Regions from separate parts of the Homo sapiens genome. Here region 1 is linked to region 2. Evidence: chromatin loops called from intact Hi-C (ENCODE). Cell type or tissue: PC-3. All regions are shown on one strand. Each heading gives the region's core, and the rest is flanking DNA. Links, peaks and the distances in the headings are about the cores only. Region 1 has its middle 75 kb from the start of GMNC. Region 2 has its middle 11 kb from the start of LINC02013.

Region 1 (10,055 bases), core at 623-8,622, 77 kb after region 2:
AGCTGGAAATAAAACCAAAGACCCTGCCAGACTTCTTGGATCAAATACCTGTTCATTACTAGCCACTCTTTGCCATTTTTCTTAATTATACTATTGTTAAATAAAAACTGAAAAAATATGTAGTAATCTATAACATTGAAAATATTGCTAAATAACATTTTTAGAATGCAATAAATTAGAAACCAGTCAAACTCTGTGGCTACTTAGCTTCTAATAATGATTTATTAAAATTTTGAACTTAACAAAAAGTTAATTAAATAATTTGTAGGACATACTAGTGTGAATTGTGTAAAAAAATTAATAATATTACTAAGGTTAACTCAAGAAATTTTGTGCCTATAAATATACATAAAATGTCAATCTCTGTATGTAGGTACAGTACAGTGGGCCTCTATATCTGTGAGTTTTGCATCCTTCGATTTAACCAATCATGGATCCAAAATATTTAGAAAAAAAAGATAATTGTATCTGTACTAAATACGTACACATTTTTTTCTTGTCATCATTCCTGAAACAATACAGTATAACAGCTACTTACATAGCACTTACATTGTATTAGTTATTATAAGTAACCTAAAGACAATTTGAAGCATACAGGAGGTAAGATGTTTATAGGTTATATGCAAATAATATACACCATTTTACATAAAAGACTTGGGCATCAGCAGATTTTGGTATCACCTGGGCCAGGGGTGGGGAGCTGAAACCAATTCCCCATGGATCATAAGGGTGACTGTATATAAACTGCCTAGCATCAAGTATGTCTTTAACACACAATTTTTAATAGGATTGCATTAAACCTATATAATAATTTAGAGAGAACTGACATCTCTTTCACGTTGAGGTTTATAATCCGTGAGCATGATATGTCTTCTCATTTATCTAGGTCTTCTTTGATTTCTTCCATCAGCATTTCATAATTTTTTTGGATACATATGCTCTGAAGTAAGTTTAAGTAGTACCGTGTTTTAATTTTTGACAAAAAGGTAGTTGATATTTGTGCATTGTTCATAAATCTTGCAACCTTGTTGAATTCACTAAATAGGTCTAGGTTTTAAAAAAATAGAAGGATTTTTAGTGAAGACGATCACATCATATGCTAACAGGAACAATTTTATTTCTTCCTTTCCAATCTGTATGACTTTTTTTTTCTCCTTTTTGCACTGGCTAGAACTTCTGAGTGAATAGAGTAGTAAAACCAGACATCCTTACCTTGTTTCAATCTTGGAAGGAAAAAGAGTCCGTCTTTTAGTCTTAGGTGTGATGTTAGCTGAAAGTTTTGGTAGATGCTCTTAACTCCACTGTATTTCTAATGTGCTGAGAGTTTGTTTCTTTGTTTTAATCATAAATCAGTGCTGGATTTTTGTTAAATGCTTTTCTGTGTCAGCTGATACAATCACATGACTTTTCTTGTTCAGCCTGTTGATATGGTGAATTAAACTGATTGATTTTCAAATGTTGAACCAGTCTTACATACCTGGAAAATATTCCATATGTAATGATGTTAATTATTTTTATACATTGCTGGATTTAATTTGCTAATGCTAAGGGCTTTTATGTCTAAGCTCATGAGAAATATTTGTCTATATTTTCTCCTTTTTACTTTGTGCTGTTTTTATGGATTTGTATGGTAGATCTAGATAGTATCTAGACGATGGAAATTTGAAAAGCTCTTGGAACCATTTTCTCACAGCTTTTTTGTCTTTTTTCCCCCAACTTTGCAGAGATTCACCCTACACATGCACATCTTAGTAAGACTCAAGAAAAACCTGATCAGATTTCTAGATTTCTGTATAGATCCCTCTTTTTCACAACTCTGCTCTGTAGCTTCCAGTTAATTTAGACTTTCTAATCTGTGTCTTCTCAAATCAGTGATACTTCTGTGTTTTTTGGGGGTGAGGGAGAATTCGTCTCTATAATGGTTAATTTTGTATGTCAACCTGGCTGGGCCATAAGGCCCAGATATGTGGTTATATTTATAGGTGTTCCTTTGAGGGTGCTTTTTTTTTTCTTAAAATTAACTTTCAAATCTGTGGACCTTGAATAAAGCAGATTCTCCTTCGTAATGTGGGTGGGCCTCACCTAATCAGTTAAAGGCATGAATTAAACAAAAGACTGATCTCCCCCAGCATGAGAAAATTCTGAAGCAAATGAATTTCAGTCTTCAACAGCAACACTAGCTTTTCCCTAAGTCTCCTACCTAATGGGCTTTGGACTTGAACTGGAGCACCGGCTCGGCCCTGAGTCATCTCTAGCCTGCTGGCCCACCTTGTAGATTTTGGACTTACCAGTCTTAATAATGCATGAGTCAATTTTTCAAAATAGTATATTTTTTTTCTGTAAATACATATCCTGTTGGTTCTATTTCTCTGGAAAGCCCCAACTAATGCACTTTCTGTGCTCTGTGATCTGAAATATATCTCCAGGAAGAAAAATTGTAAGACATAGTACTCACTTTTATTTGCTTCATTTCTCTCAGAGACAACAGTTCTGTGCTGCTTGTAGTTCAATGTTTAAAAATTTATCTCATGTATTTTTCTGTATTTCATATAGTTTTCTGTTTTCTAGTTACTTTTTAGGGTGTAAGGTTAAATCCAGTTCCTATTACTTCATTATGGCTACAAATGAAAGTCTAACTTAATTTAAAGTCTAAGAAAACAACTCAGTTTCCACGTCCCCTATAATGTTTTGTTTCTGTTCTCCAAATACGTGTTAGTCCTTTTATTAATTTGTGTGTAAATGGAAATGTGAATGCTTTTTATTTAACAGAAAGAAGACATAACATTTGTCTATAGTCAAATACGAGTTTACATACTAGCTCCACCACACACTAAGTGCTATGAGCAGTTTATGTGCCTTCTCAGGTCTATTATTTCCTCACTTAACAATTGTGAGTAATAATTGCTTAATATAATTATTGGATATAAAGCACCTGGGACACACTGTACCTTCAGTAATTGCTAGTGTACTGAGAACAATTTCCTGGGAAATTCTCCACCCTTTTCCTCCATGTCAATGTAAAGTAAAGCCATAATGCCGTTTTGTGTATTAAGTCTATGTTTTCCAAGCTGCATTTAGTATAGGTGTAGACACCTGGTAGTTGTAAGATTTAAAGCTCAAGTATTGTATGCAGCAGCCATGTTTCCTATCATCATGAATAACAGAGACAAGAAGGATGAAGACAACGAGGAGGACAAGCAGGAGGTAAAAGAGGAAGACGAGAAGCAGAAAGTGAGAGAGAGAGAAAGAAAGGATTTCTAGGTGACGAAATATTTTTCTGGTAATATTCAATTCTTTGGATTAATTTTTTTCTTAAGGTCCAGAGACCAGCTGCATTCCATTCTGTGAGTTCCGTGAAACACCTCAGTATCCTTACAATAAAGTTTCACCTTGGTTTAAGTTAGGCTAAATTTAAATTTTGAGTTTTGCAATTCAACAATTTTCCACTAATAGTGTTTATCTGTTCTTCAACCTTGATATTCTTTGTTACCTTGGACATTTTAATTCATATATTTTTCCTTCTGTAGCAACTCAGATAATGATTTGCTCTTTCACTCTCTAATACTTTGTAAGATTTAAAGAGAGTTTTTAAACAATATATATTGAGTTTATTAATGATGTGCAGTACAGAAGTCAGCATAAAGTGAGTAGCAAAACTACTCATCCTATGAATACATTTTATTAGCCTTTAAATGTCCCCACTTGCACTGCTTCTCATAATCCTAAATCTTTAATTATAAATAACTTTAATTACAGTCCTTCTTTTGCATGGCGAAAGTAATGAAATATGGAACTTGTTGGCCAAACTTATATGAATTCATAACTTAACAATTGGAGTGAAATCTGCAAATATTCAAACACGTCTCCAGTGTAACAAAAAAAAATGTAACAGTGAGTCACAGAATAGGTTCACCTCAGTTCCACCTAAATAAACACTGCATAAAGCATTATTCAACATTAATTTACTTCTTCAATAACTCACTGCAGTGACAGAAAGTCCCAGGCAACAGTTTCGAAATAACATGAACTATCTTCAAGAGAGACCCAAACTGGATCTAGCAATCAGAAATCTTGACTTAGAAATCTAGAATGGACATAAAGAGAATATCTGTCCCAGACTCCTGCTTTCAAGTAGTTGATATCATCAAACTTTATTTTACGTACAGGTAACTGTGACCTACAAATATATAATGCTTTGGCTAAGGTCTCCTTCTTTTTTTGAAAATGAAATCACGGCAAGAATCTAGTGTTCATCTATTAATTCAATTATTTATATAGCAAATAACTATGTAATGAATACTTATTACACGCCAGTCACTGTGTTAGTTGGTATGGATAAATGGCAGATGAGCCGAGCAGAAGATTGGGTCTTATAAATTTTATTTAAAAAATTACATTTCTTCTACATATATTATTGAAAAAGAAGCTTTCTAATATTCTTCCTTTTTTCTATGCTTAATGAACTTATCAATTATTTAATCAATAGGTTACAACTCACTCTTATTAGTTCTCATTCTAATGCTCAAATTCTCACAGATCTGTCCAGTGGCAATGCATTACATTTGGATATTATGTCCTTTTGGCTTGTAATCATTATTGTTTAACAGCTTCCTTATTTTCTGGAATAGCAAGTTGTTTCAGGATGATTCTGGATATTCCAGTTTCAACTCTGAAATTAGGCATTTCTCAAGGCAGCCCTTTGTTATTTTTAATGAGAATAGTTTCTAGGATCCCATATCTGGATAATGGTAGTCATTGCTAGATGTCTCTCGATACAATGCACTAGAAGGACTCAACGCCATATCTGTGGTATATCTCCTGAATGCGTAACATAAATCTAATCTTCAGTAGACCTCAGACAAGCCAAATTGAGAGGGAGTCTACAAAATAAATGGCTCACACTCTTTAAAAATACTAAGGTAATGAAAGAAAAATACATTCTGAGGAAATCTACTATACTAAAGGCAACTAAAGAAATATGACAACACAATGGAACATGTGATCCTGAATTGGATCCTACCACAGAAAAATTATAGTACACAACAAACTATTTTAAGTGTAATTGTGATTAGTGCTACCATGGAAAAGTGGAAGATGCAGTGTTCTCATGAGACCAATATGGAAAAGAAGATAAAGGAAATGCAAGTTATTTACTATATGGAATTTCCTGATAGTTTGGTATGATATAATGAATATCAGTTTTGGATGAAGAGGACACAAGTTCAATTCCCAGCCTTATTCAAGTACTAGTTCCTCAACTATGAGTTAAGTCACTTACTTATACTGACTCTCATTTATTGTGAGATAATTATGTGAAAATGTTTTTAAAACTCCAAAGCATTTTATAAATAATAATCATTGTTAAATATAGATTAGCGTAGTCTTCTTAATCTATTTCTTTGACTTTAGTCTGTTATCCTGGGTCCATAGTTCACAATGTTACAGTTTCATCTCCCTCACCCAAAGTTACTGGAAAATATTTTCTTCATGACTGCTACTCCATAAAGCATATATTTTTTCTGTATGCCATGATGTAGACTGAAAGCAACCTGATGGCAAGGAGTGCTTCTTCATTGTCTTCATATCTTGCCAGAACAAAAAAACAAAATGCCTGGAGAAAAAAGGATAAATTCAGTGATGTTTGATGAGTGAACAAATGATTATGGGTAGCTGGTAAAAGCCAGTGGATCCGGTATCCAAATACCTCACTATACTATCTTAGGAAAGTCAACACGCTGCTCTCATTTTTGCTTTTTTACTTGTAAAATCAAGAAAATAATATCTGCCTTAAATGGCCCTTGTGAGTCAATGAAAATAATGCCCTTGCATGTGCTTAACACATGTGATATGTCATGTGTATTAGTTTTCTAGGGTTCTTTTAACAAAGCACCACAAACTTGGGGTGGCTTAAAACAATATAATATTTTTTTCATAGTTCCACAGTCCAGAAGTCCAAAATGGAGGGGTTAACAGGGTTGGTTCCTTCTAGAGGCATTGAGAGAGAAACTATTCCATCCTTCCCTCCTAACTCCTGGTGACGTCAACAATCTTTTATGTTCCTTGCCTTGCAGATGCATCACTTCAATCTCTATCTTCATTTTTGCATAGCTTTCCTTTTGTGTCTGGGTGTGTCTGTCTCTTCTTTTCTGTCTCTTTATAAGGATACTTGTCATTTTGTTCAGAGTACTCAAAAAAGGGGGAAGGGAAGAGAGGATTTTCTCCTTTCCCGAATGGAATTTGATGTTGCTTCTATGCATTAGTGCTTTGCTAATGATGACAGTGTCTCAGCATTTTGATGGGGTTGATATGGTGCACAGCACCTCTGGTGGTACCCCATCCAAGGTTGTATAGATGATAATAGCTGATAGCCCACTCTGTGTAGTAGCAAAAGCTGGTGCAATTGGTAAAACTAGATGATAGCAGTTTGGGAATTTCTGCAAATATTGTCCACCAGGAATACTGGTAGTGATGCCCCTGTACAATTTTATGGGCCCAGGCAATATTAACAATAGCCCAATGGATTGCGGATAATAAAATCATAGAAGAAGATGGAAGAAATCAGACAGATGAAACATAACTTAGAGAGTCTTCAGAAATAAGTGAGACTATCTGGAGTATCAAAGGTCTAGCAATTTCTGATATATGTGAGTTAGGAAAATATAGCTATGTTTTTTTGTTTCAGGCCTGTGAGTTTGTAAAACTTAGAAGCTTCCCACAAGTTATTTAGGCATAACATTCCCTTTTAAGTATTAAGATATCTAAATTTAATGGGTCTGGATAATTTAATTCAATAATTATTTATTGAATACGTATGTCGTAGGCAGAATGTTCCCCCAAAGATGTCCATACACTAATCATTGGATTTTAAGAATAGATTACCTCAGTTGGCAGAAGAGACTTTGCAGATATAATTAGAAGTAGAGAGTTTAAAATGGGGAAATTATTCTGGATGGTCTGGGTGGGTTCAATTTAATCACACAAACCATTGAAAGCAGATATTTATTAGAAGTAGAGAGTTTAAAATAGGGAGATTATTCTGGATAGTCTGGATGGGCTGAATTTAATCACACAAACCGTTGAAAGCAGTGAAGTTATTTGGTGGGGAGCAAAGGAAGTGTGCAAGAGGGCAAGTTAGAGAAAATCAAATCATGAGAAGGGCTTGGCTTGCCCTTTCTGGTTTGAAGATGGTGGGAGAAACACCATGAGAATGCAGGTGGCCTTATGGAGCTGTGACAGGCTCTCTGCTGACAGTCAACATATATAGAAGGACCTCAGCTATACAGTCACAAGGAAATGAATTCTGTTAAGAACTTACATGAGCTTGGAAGTAGATTCTCCTGTAGAGCCTCCATAAATAAACTTGGCCCTGTTGGTACCTTGACTTTGGTCTTGTGACACTTAAAAAACAAACAAACAATCAAAACAGATAAGCCACGCTGTATCAGGATTCTGACCACAGAACTGGGAAAAGTCATATTGCTTCACCCACTAAGTTTATGAGAATTTGTTACCACAGCAACAGAAACCTAATTCTACAAATAATATAGAAACATTTTTCTAGGTGCTAGAGACATATAGAAATTAATAAAATGTGATGGAGCCATTTCCATTCTTTAGAGTTACAAATAAGTCAAGAAAAGGCAAGAAAGTAGAGGGATGTCTTTTGATTCAAAATATTAAGAGGGACTGCCTAGAAAAATTGAAATATGAGTTGAGCTAAGAAGAATTTTCAAGATAAAGTGAATTTTGCTAAAATGAATATTTATGTCAATTTATGAACAACATCCTCTGTTCCTTCCATAAGATTGAGTGATCATTCCAATCTAGCTTTCTTTGAATGTCCATAGAGTCTGGTCAAAAGTTAATTATCCCTACCTTTTCTGATGGATGGATAGATCAGTAGCTAGCAGGATAATATATGCGTAACCATTCAAGAATGGATTGTCCTAAGTATAATGCACATGAATTTATATGAAATACACTTGATTTCCCTTTTTTCTTTTCCTTAACCTTTTTGTAGATTGTAAAATTAATGTTTATGTAAAAAGTTAAATATACCAGGACTTCAAAGAAAATCAAAGTCACCTGAAGTCATATCAAGTGATAAATACATTACATATTAGAATGTATTTTTCTAGTCTTTATTCTAAACAATATATTACACAAATATAGTTATTTGTTTGACATCAAATTGGAATCACATAACATTAAATACTTTTGTAAAGTCCGTTTTCACAATATATTATTATATTATATAAAATATTACATGTCATTGTTAATGCTGGCGTAGCAGCAACACCCTATGTGTCACCAATTACTTGGAAAAGTAGATTGTTTTCTAAATTTTTACTATTTTAAGATATGCTGTAGTAAAAACTATTATAGAATACTCTTTCTATAAATAAATTATTACTTCTGTAGAGTAAGCATTCCATCTTCAATAAAATGTACTGTCTGAAATTGTCCCATAAGCGGTATATCATGGAACCAGTGCCTAAAGGGGACACAAAGAATCAAACTAAAAAACAACAAAACAACCATAGTTTGAGATATGGAGTCAGGGTGTCAGAGTTATGAAAAGGGAGCTATAGTTCCTATAAATTAGTTTTGAGCAAAAACCTGGGAAGATATCCAACTGTAGAAGTATGAAATTGCTTTAATTTTTTTAAAACAGGGCAGCTATTAAGTTGCTTTTAGCTAATGAGTCTTTTTAGTATTGTATTCCTATACCAAGGATCAGTCAGTAATTATTTTGATCAGGATTTTAAAATTTCCCTTGCACAACAAGTAAGAGATCTCTTTTGGCCTTAAAGCTAATGGATTGTATAGATTTCCAAACCCAATTCTCCTTGCTAAAGGAAAAGAAAAACAACAAAAAACTGACAGCAACAGAATGCCTTTTATGAGTGGGCCACTAGTCTGGCACTTTATAGATCTTATTTAATCCTCATCCCAAACCCTGTGAAATAGATAAATATTTACTCCATTTTGTAGATGAGGAAATTGAAAGTCTGTGCACTTAAACAATATTAATATAACCGAAGTAGCATTATTAATAAATTGAAAAACCGTAATTCAAAAACCACATCTGCACAGTCTTAAAACTCAGATTTTCCTCAAATAATGCCGTTCCCACGAGATGAAGGAGTGGAATAAGGATGCAGTGAAGAAGAGAAGAGAAAAGTATAAAAAGAAATGAGAAAAGAACAGAGGGAGAGAGAGGAGAGAAGCAGGAGAGAGAGGAAGGAAGGGATGGAAAAAAAGAGTGACAATGTGATGTCGACATTTTTTCCTTATGCCATTAAGTGTATTAGCTTGAATGACATAAATAGAAAAATTGTACGATTTGCCTTAGACAACACCCAAAGAAGAAATAATCAGCTTTTGTTTTCAGTAGTTTTTCTTTAAAATATTTTTATAAAAGTATGAAACTATAATAGAATTAGTTTTCCTCATCTCTTAGAGGCTTTTATTATTTCCATCTTCATGGTTGGAAGGAAAATCAATGGTATTGCTGAGAGAACTTCATGGCATTAAGGACCTAAACTCTAAAATCTTCATATTCCATTTGTTTTGAGGTATTTATGTATCTCAAGCTATGAAGCTTGAGTTACTTTTGCTTTTGAGTTGGCTGATTATTTCAGCTAGTTCTCAGAAATCTATATATCCCATCTCTTCATAAGAGAACATTCTAAAACCTCCTGTCACTTGGAGGTAAGACATTGTATCCGGCTACTTCCTTCTGTGGACTGACTCTCTTGTTTCAAGGTCTGGAATAGCCCCTTCAAAGCCAAACTGTATTGTCCCTCTCCAGACTGCATCCATGTCTTCTGTGTTAAATGCCTAGCTATACCTACATATATATGTAAAAACTGATATGGAGATTAAACCTCAATGGATAGCTCAAAATAAAACAAAACAACAATTATCTATTAGAAAAAAGCAGACGATTCTAAAACTTCTATTGAATGCAATACTTACTCAATACATCTAAAATTTTTTGCCATAGAAGGAAAAGAAGTTGCTCACCATGGATCATTATTGGTGTTTTCTCT
Region 2 (10,055 bases), core at 1,202-9,201:
GGACCTAGATTATGTAAGCTTTTAAAAGCCAGACAAAAAGTTTATATTTTATTGTAAATAAGATGAGAAGCAACTGGAGAAATGTAAGCAGGAGAGTGGTATGGTGTGATATGTTATTTTAAAAGACAGCTTTGATTGGTTTTTGGAAAGTGAAGGTGGTATATAAATTTGGATGATTTGGCTGTAATTACGGACAAGGTAATTTAGTCTATATAAAAGTGTTAAAACTACGATAACTAATAACAAATCCATAGATATGACATCTCAAGGGTCGTTTATTCAGTGACAGCAATAACATTAAAAACTACAGCCTTTTAACCTTTTCAATCTGACATCTTTGGTGTCTTGGCTTTGTCCCCATGGTTGCAAGATAGCTGCAGTAGTTTCAGATTTTAAATGCAGACATGGCAACACCCATAGGTATAAGCTTCCCAATAGACCTTCACTCTGACCAACCTTTTCTTTAAAGCCACAAAGAGTTACGATTTACATGTACAGATTTATCTTTACAGCAATAAAAATGTAAATTGGAGTGAAAAATTATTCATTGGCCAATATTTGCCAATTAGGATTTCAAATATGAGTAACTAAGAAAGTTGTACATCAAAAAAAGCAAATAATTAAACTCTAAGTCTTAAGTTAGGAACCAGAATAACCCTAGATATAATTATTGTCCTTTAAATTTTTTTGAGGATACCACATTCATAAAAACGATCAGACTGTTTTGAAAGAAAAATAAGACTTCAAAAATAAAAATACAAATGCAGAAACAAAAAACAGATGGGCCAAAATAGCAGAATGAACACAGCTGAATACGAAATTTCTAAACTAGAAGGCAGAGCCAGTCAAAAAAAAAGTGGAGATTTTTGCAACCCACAGAAATACAAAATTTCAGTATATTTTAAAAAGTGAAAAATAATAGAGATCAGATTTCTTGACTATAATGTGATGATAGTAAGAAATTAACAGCAAAACGGTAGACAGATGAAGATGATCCACTTGGAAAATATAAAAAGAAGACAACTAAAAAGCAAAACTTTGGATAAAGAGGGATTGAAAACTACAATTATAGGCAATTACATGGCGTGCCAGCTATGCTGGCTGTATCTCTGAGACATGTTGATTATTTGCTGAACATACAATAGCAGCATATATGAAAATATGTAAGATTAGGCCAACGCAATATTTAGAAGAAATTATGTTGCCGTAAATACATTAATTAAAAAATAAAAATGATTGAAAGTAAATCAACTATGCATTCAACTCGAGAAAAAGAGAGACAAAACATACCTAAAGATAAGATGGAAGTTACTGAGCTAAGAAGCACGAGAACATGCTCATGGGGTCAGGACTGAATGAGGCTTACTTTGTTATTAAATCTTTCTCACTGAAGTGTCACCTTACAACTTTCTCTGTGCTGCAAGATCCTTTATGCCATAAAAACTTCGTTTTTGAAAGTGACACTTAGCTAAATTTGTCCAGAAATACTGTGAATAGTAATGAAAAGGTAGGTCAGAGTGGGGTAAAATAGAAGCAAATATTTCATCCATGGATGAATGATCACTAGGGAATAAATGTCTACTCAAAACGTACTGTGGGCTCAGAGATGAAGTGTGAGTTGGTCCTATAGATGCCTCACCTATGGTACTTGGCCAAAAAATGAGGGTGGGAATGAATCATACTTAGTGTGAAAACCGATAGAAAATGACAAGAAGCTTGAGATGTCTAATTTCAGGAGTATTACTATGATACCTAAATATAGGTGATTTTAGAATGCTTACCAATAATAACTTGTTTTAGTGTGATCACAGGTCATTGGAGCCTCAACCTCCTGGGCTCAAGCAATCCTCCCACTTCAGTCTCTCGAGTAGGTTGGCCTACAGGCATGTGCCACCATGCCTGGCTATTTTTTTTTTCATTTTTTGTAGAGATGTGGTCTCACTATGTTGCCTAGGCTGATCTCAATGTCCTGGAAGATTTTTAAGTGATCTTTCTGTCTCAGCCTCCCAAAGTGCTGGGATTCCCAGCATGAGCCACTGTGCCCAGCCACAACTTTAGTTTTATAGTACGTATTCATAGTCCTTATTGTTTATAGAATATTATCATTCTTTTTGCACTAGGAATTAGTTCCTGTATGGAAGTTACTATGAAACAAAATTGTGTTCAAAGTAAAGAAAAACATTCAAAAGTCTAAATTATCAGGTGGTAAGGTGGCTTCCTTGGTAGTTGAGAATTTTTCTGTCTCTCAAAACATTAAATAATGGCTAGCAGATCGCTTATAGGAAATGTTAGAGAGGAAAGTTATTTATTGAGTGGGATGGGGAGAGGGGTGACCCCAAATTCCCTTTACATCCTGACATTTTAGGATTTGTGTTTCTGGTGTACCCCACTTACTATATATATATATCAAAGGAGTCTTCTACTAATTAGCTTCCAAATAATTCTGTCTAAGCATAGAAAATAGTTGATCTAGTATATTTTCTAGTCATTCCTAGCCCTTTCAAAGATTCTACAGTTTTAACCAAAAAGAAATAAGTAATGTACATTGCTATGGTTTGAGTTTGTCACCTCTGACACTCATGTTGAAACTTACTCCCCAATGTACCAGTATTAAGAGGTGGGGCCTTTAAGAGGTTATTGAGTTATGTGCACTCTGCCTTCATGAATAGATCAATCCATTCATGGATTAATGAATTAATGGGTTATCACAAGAGTGTATCTGTTATAAAAGCCCATTTAGCAAACTTGGCTCCTCACCATGTGATGCCCTGCATTGTTTTGGAACGTTGCAGAGTCCTACCAGCAAGAAGCCCTTCACCAGATACACTTCCTTGCCCTTGGACTTCCCAACCTCAGAACTGTATGAAATAAATTCCTTTCCTTTACAAATTACCCAGTCTCAGGTATTCAGTTTAGCAACAGAAAATGGACTAAAACAGCATGCCTTTATTCAAATATGGTTGTTCCATATATTCTGGACTTTCCAGCAATAGCATTAAATGGCGTTGTACATTTTGAAGCTGGAACTTCTTTTAAGATATTCTGCTCAGTTTCTGACAATAAATACAACATAATCCTACTCATATTATTCCTGCCTCATCACCAGTGCTTTAAGCATACCAGGTATGAGTGATGTTGCTTTGACTATTATGGCAAAGCCAGCACAATAGATCACATTAACATGGTGACACTATAGGATCATTTACATAAAAACACTTAACATTTGTTGAATATTTTCTACCTACCAGGCATGATTCTAAGTACTTTACATTTGCTGGCTCGTATAATCTTCAAAACAGCACTACGATGTTGATGCCAATTTTATTTTAATTTTACTGGTGGTAAAATTGAGGCAAAGAGAAGTTAATATACTCAAAAGTCACAAAACAAGTGAGAGAGAGAGCGAGCGAGCTCAGATTTAAACTCAGAAAGTTTAAATTCCAATCGCATGCTCTTTTTTATCATTTCTACTTTAGATGATGTAGTCTATACCAGGGAGAAAAAGATTTCAAGAAAAGGAGAGGAAAATAACAAGGGGCAGTGAGATGGAGTGGAGAGAATATTGCACTTGTAGCCAAGACTTTGTATTTCTCGTTTTGACATGCCTCTGTTTAATTTTTAGTGGACCATTTAATGGCTGATCGTCATCTATAAAATGCAAATTGACTGCACGCCTCTTGATTTAATACTCTTTCTTTGTCTCATTCTAGACCTTTCACAAATCAACTTCACATGAATGATCTCATCTAAGTCTGACAGAAATTTTCCAAGAAACTTGAGGTTCAAAATAGTGGAGGCTCCCACCTCCACTGTCCCACCCACTTGGTTGCACAGATGGTAAGGATCTTCGGACTCCAAAGGCAGTGTCTCTTCCTCCTATATTCTGCTGCCCTATTTTATGTATATAAAAGCATTTTTAAACTGTAAAATAACTTTCATAGCTAAAGTGGCATGTAAAGGTGGATTGGTAAGGGTTTCAGCAGAAGAAGGTTGCAAAGAAAGAATAATTCTTGGATTTATTTGGAGGAGCCAGACTAGTTTACATGAAAACCACATGCATTCTTAATTAATTTTGTTTAAATCCCAGAACAAATGCTAAACTGATGGAAGAATATGCTGCTTCTCTGTGCTCCCGTGAATTCCTTATTTTGTAGCATAAAATGATAAATGTTTGAACAGCTGCAATTATAAAGTTAAGAAACCATACAACACACATACACACAAACACACACAAGCACACACTTTTTTTCTGTCCAGGATTGTGGATTGGAACTGTGCCACAGAAAAGAATCCATGGGTGACAAATATATTTTCATTCATTATGCTGAATCCCTTGCATGGCATAACTTTCTCTGTGGGAGGTTTACCTCAAGAATGGCAAAAAAAGAAAAAAAAAAAAAAAGAAAGAAAAAATGTGAACAAACCAGCTTTCTTGATTTATTGTCTTGGAATAGTTTCTGAGATATTGTTCTCCTTCGGGTACAAGCTAAATATTTTTGCAACAATTGAGGATTAATGGGAAGGAGTTGATGGGTGGAGACAGCTCGGCCTTAGTCATTGTACAAATCTTTAGTTTGCATTTTGTCTTTGTATACTTAAGCAGCATGAATAGAAGGGGTTGTTATTTCTTATTTAACTTATTTTAAGCACATGTGCTGTAAATATATACTGTTATGCAGGTAAGCCTGTGTGCCTATTTAATTCGTACGCAGTCATTGTAAACTCTTTTATTGGTTATATATTGGAAATCTGAGAACTCAGTTCTTGGTGTTCTGGGAAGTACATGAAAACTTACAGTGGGCTGAACTTCCTTGTTGTCTGCTGAAAATGAATGAATGGGCCTGAATCTGCTCCTTGCTATTTACTGAGATATACGTAAATCATATAATATCATATGGGATGGAATTAAGAGAATCATAGAATGTCAGATTTGGAAGAGACCTTAGAGCACATTATCACAACTTTATTGGTCAGGGAAACAGAGCCATTGTGGGTATCATGTGAATAAGGGATTTAATATAAAAACTAGACCTCATCCAATATTATAAGAACTGAAAACGTGAAGGTCTAGAGGGGAGTTGGAAACGCCAAGAAAAGTTCACTGGTCATTCAGCCTTTAGGCACTGGTGTGAGCGGGCAAACAGGAGCTTTCATGGAAATCCAAGAAATTTAAGGACTACATAAAATTTGAACAATTGTACTTGTGATATATTGAAACTTCACTAGGTATCAGGCACTATGCTAAGCATCACACATCTTGCGTCTCTTTTTCTTACTGATTTTAAAATTATTTTTCAATTATTTATATATAAATAAATATGGAAATCTATACATAGAAAAACTGAGTGGGAAACACCAAAGACTCTGTAAGAAAAGCCGCGTTGTCATCAGAACAAGGATCCTAGTAGAAAATAGTTTAGGTAGAGTCTTTAGATCATAGCATATTTTTCAGCTTCCTTTTGAAGTTATAAGAATTTCTTTTGGAGAATTAAATGGGAAAGGTAGTGAATGAGCCGAGGGAGCTATAGAAAGCTCCACAGTCAGGCATCTGACAGATCTATAAAGTGAGCCGAATACTGGATATCTGGCATGAATATGGTTCGAGAGTGGGATGGTTTGATTTGTTTTTTCTTCTAGGCTCACCATGACCAACTTCCAGCTCTCAGAAAATTTCAGTATGGTAGAGTGAATGTCCTCAGCTGACAACAGTGCATAGAAGCAAGAGTGGGGACTTCATCAGCATATGGTCCAGGTTAATAGTAACCTGAGCCAGGTATCCCAGAGCTGAAGGATTCTTAGTAGTAATAGCCATTAGCATATCTGTTTCTTGGGTCACACTGCTTAATCTAACTGGTTGCTCTTTACGTCTGTTCAATTGTCATCTGGAATTGCCCTTCAGCATAACCCTGAGGATTCCCCTTACTTGTCCCCTGTGTTAGATCCGCTAGATCCTGTATTGAAGTGAAAGGCAAAATCAGAAGCTTTCTGAGCAATGGTTCATGAACTTTACGTTGTGAACTAAACTAAAATGTTTTCATTATATTATCAGATTTTTAATTAGTCTAGATTAAAATTTTAGGTTTTTCATTATTTAGTTTAAAATTTTGAAGGCATTGCTCAAGCACTGTTTTTTTGAGAACTACAGAGACACTTTGAATCCCAGTCTTACATATGATATCTAATTTTATTTTCTCTTCCTGGAAGGCTGTAAGATTTTTCTCTTTGCATCCTATGTTCTTGTATTTGCTCAATTTGGATGTGTTTTATTCCACTTATATCAGTTAGTATTTATATACTATATACTATATTTATTTATATTTTATAAGTAATTTCCTTTTCTTTCTTTTTTTGTTCTATTTCTAGAGGTCCTCTCACTTATATGTGGGACCTCCTGAACTCATTCTGTAATTTTTAATATTTTTTCCCATGTTCTATTTTCTCAACTTGCTGTTCTATTTTCATCATTTCCTAAACCTGTTTTTTTTTTCCAAATTTTCTATTGAGTTCCTCACCTCTACTATTACATGTTTTTGTACTTTGATTTTGTTATAGCACTTCTTGTTTCATGGCTGGCTGAAATGTTTTTCTTATTTCTCTGAAGATTAAAATTATAGTTTTACTAAAGTTCTTTCTGTTTTCTGTTCACACAAGCTCTGTTCCTTCCAAGTTGTTTTTTATTCTGTGTATTTCTGTCTATATCTTTTATATTAGAGGTGACGTTCGGACATTTGTCCATCCTTGGCAGTTGTCATTTCCTCTTTTTTTTTTTTTTTTTTTGAGATGGAGTCTCACTCTGTCACCAGGCTGGAGTGCAGTGGTGTGATCTTGGCTCACTGCAACCTCCGCCTCCTGGTTCAAGTGATTCTTTTGCCTCAGCCTCCCGAGTACCTGGGACTGCAGGCATGCACCACCATGGCCAGCTAATGTTTGTATTTTTAGCAGAGACGGGGTTTCACCATGTTGGCCAAGATTGTCTCGATCTCTTGACCTCATGATCCACCGGCCTTGGCCTCCCAAAGTGCTGGGATTCCAAGTGTGAGCCACCTCTCTCAGCCCATTTCCTCTAATGAATCAGATCCAAAAGTGGATTAAATTCTCTGAGTGCTTGGCTTGGCTTGTTACCCGTAAGGAGACTTGCTTGAATTCTTGATATGATGTTAGTCTTTCTCCTTAGACTGGTAAGGTTGAAAGAAAAGTCTCTTCCAATATTGTCCTTGTATATTTGTGTCTTAAAACATCTCTTTAGTGGTTTTAAATGTGTGTGTGTGTGTTTGTGTGTGTGTGTGTGTTTAAGGGAGAAATGTGATAAAAGGGCTTTTAATTTTTTTGGAAACTAGGATGTCCCTATTATCTTACTAAGCCTCAGAGCAAATAACAAATTAAGATGGGGGAGACTAGTGGGAAGTGTTTTCTTTTCCTCATGGAAATGAGTTTAAAGGGTTTTATGACTTGTCCATGTTCTCACAACTGTTGAGTGGATAAATAAGAATCTGAATGTGGGGAAGGTGGATTTTATAGACACTGACTAAAGAAGATGTGTGCCCTGGGGACAAAATAAAGCCTAGATAATAGCTTCCCTGACAGTTTGTGAGGATCTGACAGTTTTTGGTCTATATAAATGAAGAAGGAATCAATAAAAGAGGTATATCAAATTATATAATCAAGTAAGCAATATTACTTGATTATATAATTTTTGAGTAAAGATTTTAGTCTCTTTAACCAGAGAAGCTTGTTCAAAATCTGTTAGTTCTACTTCAAAAATTAACTTCAAGTCTGTGCATTCCTCTCCAACTCCACTGCTACCTTTCTAGTCTTCAAATAATCACTAGTATTCTCTTGGCTTATCACAATAAACCTCCTACCTGATGATCTCACCTCCATTCTTCATCTCTTCTTACAAATAATGCATATGGAACTGAGAAGAGTCTTTTCTAAAATTTATATCATCCCCTTTCCTGGCTTAAGATGTTTTAAAGTTTTTCTATAACAGTAAAAGGTAAAATATAATTCCTCAGCATGGTCCATAAGTCCAGAATAGGCTGATGTTTATCCACTTTTTCAACATCAGCTTTTGCTTCACTCACTATGTTCCAATCATAATTGTTTTATTTCATTTGAAAAAGTGCTGAGAGATTTCCTGCTTTAAGGATTTTGCTTATGCTATTCTCTCTGCCAGGGATGCTCTTCCTACTACTGCCAATTGATTGACACTTCATAATTATTCTTCAGAACTTAAATTCCTTTTTTAAGAGTCTGGCATAATCTACTCCCTGGGTGAATTATATTCTTTGTTTCTTTTAATGTTTCAGATTATCTACATGTAATAGCTAAACTATCAGAAAAGAATCTGGAGAATCTGAAAAGTCATTCTTTTCATTGTGTGTGTTTGTACTTTTCCAATCACAATGTCAGAAGCATGTTATCAGATGAGAATGTGCTTTTAATTTGCAAAGTAAGGTTTTAACCCACTTTGTGTGAGATAGTGAAGTGTACTGAAACAGCATTGGGGGCTTGGGCTTTGCTGCTAAGTTGAGGAGTCACCATAGACAAATTAAATTGCTTCCATGGACTTCATTTCCTCTATCTCTGAGGTACAAAGATTGGATGGAGACAATTCCTATAGACCTTTCTGGCTTACTATTCCAATGGTGCTCTATGCTAAAACTTGGCTTTCAAATGATTTTCCAATACAGGCATACCTTATGGATACTAGCAATTCAGTTCCAGACCACCGCAATGAAGTGAATTTTGCAATAAAGTGAGCCACACAAAAATTTGGGTTTTCTTGTGCATATAAATATTATGTTTATGACATACTATAGTCTATTAAGTGTGCAATAGCGTTATGTCAACAAAACAATGTACATACATCTTATATAAAAATACTCTTGCTAAAAAATGCTAACCGTCAACCTGGACCTTCAGCAGGTCCTAATCTTTTTGTTGGTGTAAGATCGTACGTCGATGTTAATGGTTGCTGACTGATCAGAGTGCTGGTTGCTGAAGGTTGGGGAGGCTGTGAGGATTTCTTAAAATAAAACAATAATAAAGTTTGTTCCATTGATTGACTCAAGAACATTCTTGTCACAAAAGATTTCTCTGTAGTGTGTGATGCTGTAAAACTTCTCTCAAAATTGAAGTTAGTCCTCCAAACCCTGCCACTGCTTTATCAACTACGTTTATGTAATATTCTAAATCCTTTGCTGTCATTTCACAATATTTACAGCATGTCCACCAGGAGTAGATTCCATCTTTAAAAAACAAAACACTCTTTTTGGCTCATTCATAAGAAGAAACTCTTCACCCATTCAAGTTCTATCATGAACTTGCAGCAATAGAGTCACATCTTCGGAGTAGATTTAGCATACTTCTTATGGACCCTAGGATTTTCAGAATGGCAAATGAGATTTGGCTTCAACTTAGTTACCATCTGCATTAGCCCCTAACAAGAGAGTCAGCTTATCCTTGGAGGCTTTGAAACTAGGAATTGACTTCTGCTCTTGATGAAAGTTCTAGATGGCGTCTTCTCCCAACATGAGGTTGTTTTAAGTACACTAAAAATCTTCAGAAGACCCGGTTAATGGGAGCCACTATCCGGGTCTTCTACGGCCTGTGCTGGCTCTGGGATCTCAGCACAGGTCTTTTGCTCTTCCTCCTCTTGAGCAGCCATGGCTGCCAGGAAGACCCAGAACCCCAAGGCTGAGGTGGCCCAAGTGCAGGTGGTTTTGGTGCTCAACATCAGTGTGGTGCAGGGGCTACAGGACATACTGAGGACCAACCTGGGACCCAAGGGCGTCATGAGGATGCCTGTTTCTGTGCTGGACACATCAAGCTTACTAAAGACAGCCATGTGCCACTTCACAAAATGCAAATTCACGAAATGCAAATGCTATTAAATGCATTCTTAATAGCAAAAGTAGCAACAGCTCAGGATGATATAACGGGTGATGGTATGACTTACAATGTCCTAATAATTAGAGAGCTACTGAAACAGGCCAACCTCTACATTTCTGAAGGCCTTCATCCCAGAATAATCACTGAAGGATTTGAGGTTG

What was found. Hi-C counts contacts between places; a loop is a spot of excess contacts. Peaks named below come from ENCODE experiments on the same cell type or tissue, not always from the same donor. Only the 100,000 strongest peaks of a DNase experiment are listed, where the experiment ranks them.
Region 1: it touches region 2 in a loop (4-fold over the local background); 1 of 110 quality-filtered maps calls a loop at or near these places.

Annotation. Positions count from the first base shown.
Region 1 is chr3:190,783,162-190,793,216 of GRCh38, forward strand. No RefSeq gene overlaps it. Among named protein-coding and RNA genes, the nearest start is that of GMNC, 75 kb to the right of the region's middle. In PC-3, for the core only: no CTCF peak of the experiment used is centred there; no DNase peak of the experiment used is centred there.
Region 2 is chr3:190,705,143-190,715,197 of GRCh38, forward strand. It overlaps the pseudogene CCT6P4. Among named protein-coding and RNA genes, the nearest start is that of LINC02013, 11 kb to the left of the region's middle. In PC-3, for the core only: no CTCF peak of the experiment used is centred there; a DNase peak (open chromatin) is centred at 4,529; H3K27ac peaks cover 535 bases.